3 separate regions of the Mus musculus genome follow, and all the other regions are linked to region 1. The links are chromatin loops, found by intact Hi-C in ENCODE. Cell type or tissue: left cerebral cortex. All regions are shown on one strand.

Region 1 (2,500 bases):
TTAGACACCTTTGCATACAGGGATATCAAGCCCCAGGTGCTATATGAGGCCTGCGGTAGGTTACAAAGGCCTAACTACAGCTAGGCCTGTCATCCCAGCTATGTGAGAGGCTGGGGTAGGAGGATTGCAAATGTAAGGTCACTCGGGACTACAGGTTGAGTGCATGACCAGCTTGGGCCACTGTAATGAGATCCTGTGATGTAAAGGGGACATCCAATCCCCCCTATACTGTTAAATACAGAAAAAAGAGAGAATCCTACTACACTGTAGGATACCCCAGGCTGTAGTCACCACACCAGATCCACATTCCTGGGGGTGGGGTGCAGCCCAACATCCCAGGAGACAGAAGTCCTCCCCAGAGGGCCTGCACCTCCCCTGGGACTCACAGCCTTTGTCCAGGGAGGGGCTGCCTTGGGGGCTGTCCTCCTGTCCACGCCATTTACAGATGGAGTTCTCCAAGCTAGCGCATGATGGGAGATGCCTGCTCTTCTGGTGTCACCAGCGTAGGCGGAGGGCCGTTCCTCTTAGGTGGAACATGACTAACTTCCAGCTGTGTCCATGCATGGGACATAGGACAGTACAACTCCTGTCGTGCTTCTTTAATTTCTTTATCCAGTCTCTATGTTCAGACCAGGCTTGCCCTGGACTCACGGTTGCCCAGACTGGGCAGAGCTTCCTTTATAAAGCCGCCAATCCCTTTCAAGATGATAGATACAGTTCTCATGAGCTTATCTCATCCCACAGGCTTTGCCTCTTGGTACTGTTAAATGGGATACAGAGTTTCAAGCTGTGACTCTCGGGGGAGGGGGAACCCCAACACCCAGACTATAGTGGGTTGGTCCTAACTGCAGCTCCAACCCCGCCCTGTGCCGGCTCTCTTGCCTGCTCCTTTCTGCCCTGTCCTGGAAGCAACGTAGACTGTAGGTAGCTTGCGTTAGGACATGAATTCCTCCTCTTACAGTCTCTGGAGGCGGTGAACCCTGAGCTTCTCATGCTGTGACATCCTCAGTGGCCAGACTGCGCCTTCACAAAGACCTCAGTGGCCTGTGTCTTTGGGCAAGCTGTGTGCTCCAGTGTCATGCCCCCTCCATTCTCAAACACCCTTGTGTATACCCACAGGCATCTTCATATACAGAGATCAGAGCCTGAAGTCTCAGGAGCTTCAGGAAATACCTAATGGGCACACAACAGTGCATGCCCAGTGTGCAGGGCCCTCAGATGCCCCTGATGGAATGAGAGTGAACACGGATGCAGAGGTGCAGGTGGTAACGAGCAGGCTAGGTCATGAGTTAAGTGCCCGTCTGTGATGATGCTGAGTGTGGGGTCTGGACCGTTCTGAGTATGCTCCGTTGGGGAGAGCTTGCCATCTTTAGGGGAACCTGGGCAATTGCTTAGAGCTTCCTCCTGCTCCAGAGAGGAATCTCACCCTAACGCGATTTATTTAGGCATCTGCCCCAGCCTGACTCATGCTTCCATCTGGGGATCCCCCAGTGCTGATATGCCTGTGCTTCGAGCATATGGAAGCGCTGTTTGTCTTAAACATTCATCTCTCGGGGGAAGAAGTAGCTTGTGTAAACGAGGCTTGGCATAAACATCCCCGTTTGATGTTCGCGTGACAGCTGCTAGCAGTTGCAGAATCCCCCTCCCCCATTGGTGCAGGAAGGGGCGGTCAGGGGAAGCCTCTTAGGCTCATGGGGTACAAGAGCAGGAGCCTGGGCAGGGTCCCAGTAACTGAGCTGATAACACTCCCCCTGCCAGACTTGCAGCTTCCCTAAGAGTAAGCAGGAGCACTAAGGGAGGATGGTTTGCTGACTGACTGCCAGACAGCAGTGTGATGCACAGGGTGGGTGTCTCTCCCCATGCCCTGTGCTGCTTTCTGAGGTGGAGTGCAACTGTTAGCCTTTTGCTCTGGCGACCCGCCTTGAATGCCAACTCGCTAATGGGGCCAGATACCTCATCACCTGAGAAACTTGCTAGCCAGCCGACCCGCCGAAGTCCCTGCGCGTTTGTAGCTATTCTGGACCTTTTTCCTCCTCAGTCTGGTGTCTTGCTATCTTCTCCAGATAATGTATATTCACACATCCCAGGGCCCCAGCTGGAAGGGAGAGGAAGCTGCCACCCACCTCTATTGTGTTTGTAGCCGTCCCAAACTTTTTGCTTAATTACATCCTTTCGAGTTGGCGCCCACAAGCTCCCATGAGGATAGGCTGTTGGTCTCATATTTCACGTGTCTAATATCCCCCTGGATACCTGTGACAAATGTAGGCAGATCCCACAGTATCTGATGGACTGTCTTAGGCGGAGAGGCTCCAGGAGACTGGCTCTTGATGGGTACCTCGGCGGCTTCTGTGTGTTAGACTCTGTACCAGGATGACTGGGCCGTGTCATTTGCCATCGGACACCAGAGCCCTTCAGTTCAAGTCTGACTCTCGGAGCACCGGTTCAGGACCACTGCCCTGCTAGCCGCTGGCTAGATTAGAGAGATGCAAAGAGAGGAGTA
Region 2 (2,500 bases), 130 kb before region 1:
CATATGAATGACTTTTTAATGTTAAATTATCTTTTCACATCTGAAACTATCTCAGGTTGCACAGTGGGACATTTTTTATGAAAGTCACTCTTGACACTCATATTCAATTGCATTTTGTATTCAAATTTCAATTCTAGAAATACCCTGCCAATTTTTTGGTATATATATATGTGTGTGTGTGTGCCAGAGGTCAGTGTGAGAGCCTTCCTTTATCAATTTTCACCTTACTTATTTTTATTTTATTTTAATTTTTCCCAGACAGGGTTTTGTCTGTGTAGCCCTAGCTTCCCTGAAGTTTTCTCTGTAGAACAGGCTACCCTTGAACTCAGATCTCTGCCTGCCTCTGTCTCCCAAGTATTGGGATTAAAGATTTGTGCCACTACACCAGGCATCCACCTTGGCTAGGGACCTTCAACTCCTTCCCCCCGCAGTGGGGTTACAGGTGTGCACATAGTGGGGCTACAGGTGTGCACATAGTGGGGTTACAGGTGTGCACCTTTGTGCTCTTTTCATGTGGGTTCTGGGGTTACAAACTCAGGTTCTGAATGTGAGCACAGCAATCGCCTTTTCCCCTGGGGCCTCTTCTCAGCTCATGCCACTTTGTAAATGTTATCATTTGTCGTGATTTTTGTGATTTTGATAATCTCTTCTTCCACCTCCTGGAGAAGTAGCAAAGATGTGCTTTTAAAAATTCACCTGGAAGCCGGGCAGTAGTGGCGAACGCCTTTAATCCCAGCACTCGGGAGGCAGAGGCAGGTCGATTTTTGAGTTTGAGGCCAGCCTGGTCTACAGAGTGAGTTCCAGGACAGCCAGGGCTACACAGAAAAACCCTGTCTCAAAAAAACCAAAAAAAACAAAAACAAAAAAAATCCCCTGGAATCCCGTCTGGCTCTAGAAAACATTCTGGTTAACTTATAAAAACAGGAAGAACCACTTTTGGTCGCCCCCTTGTGTTTCTGGCTTTTCTACCTCTTCTTGGGTCAATTCTAGCTATTTTAAAAGTATTTCATAAACTGTAAAACTTAAAACAACTGTGACGTTTCAGTTAATTAATGTTTCATCTGAGGAAAGCTAGAGCAAAGATGCCAACTCAGCCTGCTGCCAACAGGTGGCGGTAGCGGTCACTTTATGTTACTTACATTTTCTATGCTCAACTTTTTCCTTTCCCCCCTTTTATTGAAAATAGATTTTTTCCCTCTCAGAAAATATAATTACAGTTCTTCCTCTTCATCTACTACTTACAACAACCCCCTACTTCCAGATCCACCCACTTGGTGCCTCTCATTAGAAAACAAATAGGTTTCTATGGGATGATAAGAAAACAAAAGAAAAGATAAATCAAAAAAACCTGAACTCTTAGGAATTCGACTAAAACGAACAAATGGAAGGAAAAGAACCTAAGAGAAAGCACAGGAAACAGAGATCTGCACATTTGAAAATAAACGGTTGCGGGGCAGGGCGCTTCTCAGCCAAAGCTATCTCCTAGAGTCTGCAGGACGGTGGATGTGGCTCCTTTGTTTCTGATAAATAACTGAGTTAATGAGTGAAGGAATCAATGGATCAGATCCAGATCTCTTCAGGGCAAAACCCTTCATCTTCCTTAATGCTATCCCTTCACCATCCTCCTCCTTCTCTCTAGGTCTCCTTTTCCTTTCCCTCTCTCCCCTTCCCTCCCTCCTCCCCTCCCTCCCTCCCTTTTTCCCTTTCCTATTTCCCTGACTTGGAATGTGCTGGGACTTTTCAAAGAGCCAGAGCTTGAATTTATTGTCTTGACTGACATTTCCATCTTAATTCCCAGCTTTCAGATAAAGGTGAAGCGAGTCCTTAAATATTAAGTATTAAGGCTGCAGCCTTCTAATCCCGTAAACTCACCACTGCATGGCATCTTGACTGTATTCTGTCACCTTTGGTACCATGAGTTTTCATTGTGATTCATTTCTAGATGACCTGTCCTGGCTACTTTTATATCTCCCTCTGCGTGATCGTGTAGGACAGCCTTGTTTCCCAGTTCACAAAGGGACACTCTCCAGCGCCTGACTCTCAAGAGTGGCCAAGTTCTTATAGCACAGAATGTTCCCTGATAGAACCATCTCTGAAGTGCTTCTTCTTTATTGTAGTATTTTAATTCGTTTTTGAGAGTTTGATTGTAGTTGCGCCCAGTTCTTCCCCAAAGTCCTCCCCACTGCCACCCAATGTCGTGTCTCTGCCCACCTCCGCCCCCTCTTTTAAAATAACCCATTGAGTCTAATCTGGGCAGCTTGTATGCTCCTGGGTGGGCGGTCATCCACTGGAGCATGGTTGACCTACTAGGAGCTACACCCTTAAAGAAACTTGATTCTCTCTCTCCTGAGGCCATAACCCGTCAATGGTCTTCAGCTGGGGGAGGGCTCACAAGCCCCATCCCATGCTAGAGTATTGTTTGGATTGATCTTGCACATGTCTATGCAGGTAACCACAGTCTCTGGATTCATAAGCGTATCAGTGCTATTATATCCAGAAG
Region 3 (2,500 bases), 120 kb after region 1:
CACTTTCTTCTTAGCTCCCTTCTTGCCACCTTTCGTCAGGCGCTTGTTCTTGCCGACCGCCATGGTGCCGACCGAAGAGCCAAAAGGCCAGAATTCCTTTCCTATTACCCACTGTTACAAGAGGTTTCATTTATTTTCCTTGAGAATCTTAAATGAACAGGGTACCCATTGGTATGTCCTTCACAGCGCATAGGTTAGAAGCTTGATCTAGGTCACTCCAGTTTTGCTCTTATATGTAGACTAATGTCACTGAAAAAGGGCACCTATTTTCATGAAACTGGGCTATTGCCCTGATAAAATAACCTGATAAGAACAGCTTATGGGAGAAAGGGGGTGCTTTGGATCAGCGTTGTAGGTTCCATTTCTCAACAGGGAGAAGGCACAGGTGGAAACTGGAAGGGATTATTCATATCACATCTATAATCTAGAGCAGGGAATGACAGTGCATGAATGCATGCCAGTGATAAGCTTGACTTTCTTCACTCTCACAGAATCCAGAACCTCTTAGCATAGGGGATGATGCCACCCACAGTGGGCTGATCTTCCCACCTCAATTAATATATTCAAGATAACCTGTAAGCTTTGATTTTCTCAAACCCTACTATTAATATAGGTTCTTAAATGCTTTAACCTCCCTTCTAGCCCACCACCCACCAGAGATAGTGGAAAAGAAACGTTATTGCTATACAGGAGAAGTGGACCTGTTTAGAAATTGTTCTTTGGAGAAAAATCCCATCTGCATTGTCAGGAAATCAGCAGTTCACAGGATTCACTCATAAATACTTCACGAATATACCAGTTTAGTAGTGTTGGGATAACAAACACGAATCAGCAGTGATGGCATGACCTAGTAGAAACAGCCAGGCCTCAGCAGGAGTGACCAGGACCACCAGGGATGCCAGGAGAAGTTCTCTGCTGTGCCTCTCTAAGTGAAGTGAAGATCAGCAAAGATGTGAGACCAACAATGCGTTGTAAAGCTAGCTATGCAAGGAAGCCTCCATCACTGTCCATTGAGTCCTATTGACAGTCCCTCCAAACATCACGTGTCCTCCACGGGTCTTGCCTCACCCCTTGAGGCTGTCTTAGCAAAACTCCACTCGAGTCTGTATCAGTTGACATCCACTGTTGCATAATTGTAATTCCTTGCACCTCCCCACAGCCCAAGAAAGCTGAGTGGGTAGTTGGAACTTCCATTCCTGGTGAGTGTTTGGCAGTTATCCCCAGCACCCAGACGGTCAGTGGCAGCTGACTGCCACGATGATTAGGTTTAACTGTCAGATTGTCACAATCTAGAGTTTCCTGGGAAGAGAGACTCAGAGAGCAATTGCCCAGCTCAGGTTGGCCTTTGGGGATGCCTGAGAGGGATTTTTCTAAATTGGGTTTATTGCTGTGGAAAGACTCATCCTGATGGAGGCTTCACTGTTTCCTGGGCTGGCCAGGGAAATTGTGTAAGAGTGACTGAAAGTGAGCTGATCAAGTGAGCATGCATGTATCTGTTCTCTGATCTTGGCCGTGAATGTGATGGGGCAAGCTGTTTCAAGTTCACCTTAACTTCCCTGCTTTCAGGGACCGTCATCTGGAACCCTTTCTCATGTAGGCTGCTGTGTTTGCCAGGGTATTGCCTCACAGCAACATAAGAGAGACTAGGACATTGGTCTCTTGATGATTATTCTAAATAGTCTAAGTACAAAAATAAAAAAGGTCATAGTGCATTTTTAAAAATGTTTTTAACTCTTTATTATTCACCAGAAAGTGACTTTGGGTAGAAGTAAAGTATGAATATGAAAACATAGACTATGATGGGATTCACTGCCCCCCCCCCGAAAAAAATCAGAGGAAAAGACTGCAGAGCAGTGGTTCTCAACCTGTGGGCCATGGTCCCCAATTGCACAGAGGTTGCTTAAGAGCATCTGCATATAAGATATTTACATTACGGTAAATAGAGTTATGAAGTAGCAATGAAAATAATTTTATGGTTTGGGGTTACCGCAACATGAGAAACTGAATTAAAAGGGCTGCAGCATTAGGGAGGTTGAGAACCATTGCTATAGAGCAAAGCAAATTATCAACCAGGAACATTACATAATGATAGAATAGTCAAGTTCCCACCATACCATACAGAACCTGGCAATAAAAACCTATGCTGACAATAACTGAGCTGCAGAATGCACGAGAGAAAAAAAAAGGTATGGTTGAAATAGTCATGTTCAGTGAGAGTGAAGACATTCATACATATCCTCATTGGAAAATTAGCAGAAAAGCCAATCAGAAAGCCACTAAGGACAGAAGATCTAAAATCTTCTACCAACCGCTTTTAACTGACATCTGTACATCAGACTAACCAACATCAGTGACTATCTAACCTTTGATGTGCCCACAAAACGTCGCCCAAGATAGACCACATTCTGAACTTTAAATAATCTCCAGCAAACATACAAAAGTGAGCATCAGATGGTGTGTGTTTTCTGACTACCGTAAATTCAACCCTGAAGCCAATCTG

Evidence for each region. A loop is a pair of places that touch in the nucleus more often than their neighbours do. Peaks named below come from ENCODE experiments on the same cell type or tissue, not always from the same donor. Only the 100,000 strongest peaks of a DNase experiment are listed, where the experiment ranks them.
Region 2: a loop joins it to region 1, with 4 times the contacts of the local background. A loop is called at or near these places in 2 of 42 quality-filtered maps.
Region 3: it touches region 1 in a loop (6-fold over the local background); 4 of 42 quality-filtered maps call a loop at or near these places.

Annotation. Positions count from the first base shown.
Region 1 is chr8:116,620,852-116,623,351 of GRCm38, reverse strand. The region is part of intron 2 of Cdyl2 (chromodomain protein, Y chromosome-like 2); the gene reads left to right. Among named protein-coding and RNA genes, the nearest start is that of Gm31367, 16 kb to the right of the region's middle. In left cerebral cortex, a CTCF peak has its summit at 1,382; DNase peaks (open chromatin) are centred at 914, 1,468, 1,833, 2,070 and 1 more place; H3K27ac peaks cover 1,899 bases.
Region 2 is chr8:116,754,356-116,756,855 of GRCm38, reverse strand. No RefSeq gene overlaps it. Among named protein-coding and RNA genes, the nearest start is that of Cdyl2, 23 kb to the right of the region's middle. In left cerebral cortex, a CTCF peak has its summit at 1,098 (motif pointing right); a DNase peak (open chromatin) is centred at 1,092.
Region 3 is chr8:116,499,291-116,501,790 of GRCm38, reverse strand. It overlaps the pseudogene Gm9058. Among named protein-coding and RNA genes, the nearest start is that of Dynlrb2, 4.5 kb to the left of the region's middle. In left cerebral cortex, no CTCF peak of the experiment used is centred here; a DNase peak (open chromatin) is centred at 1,186.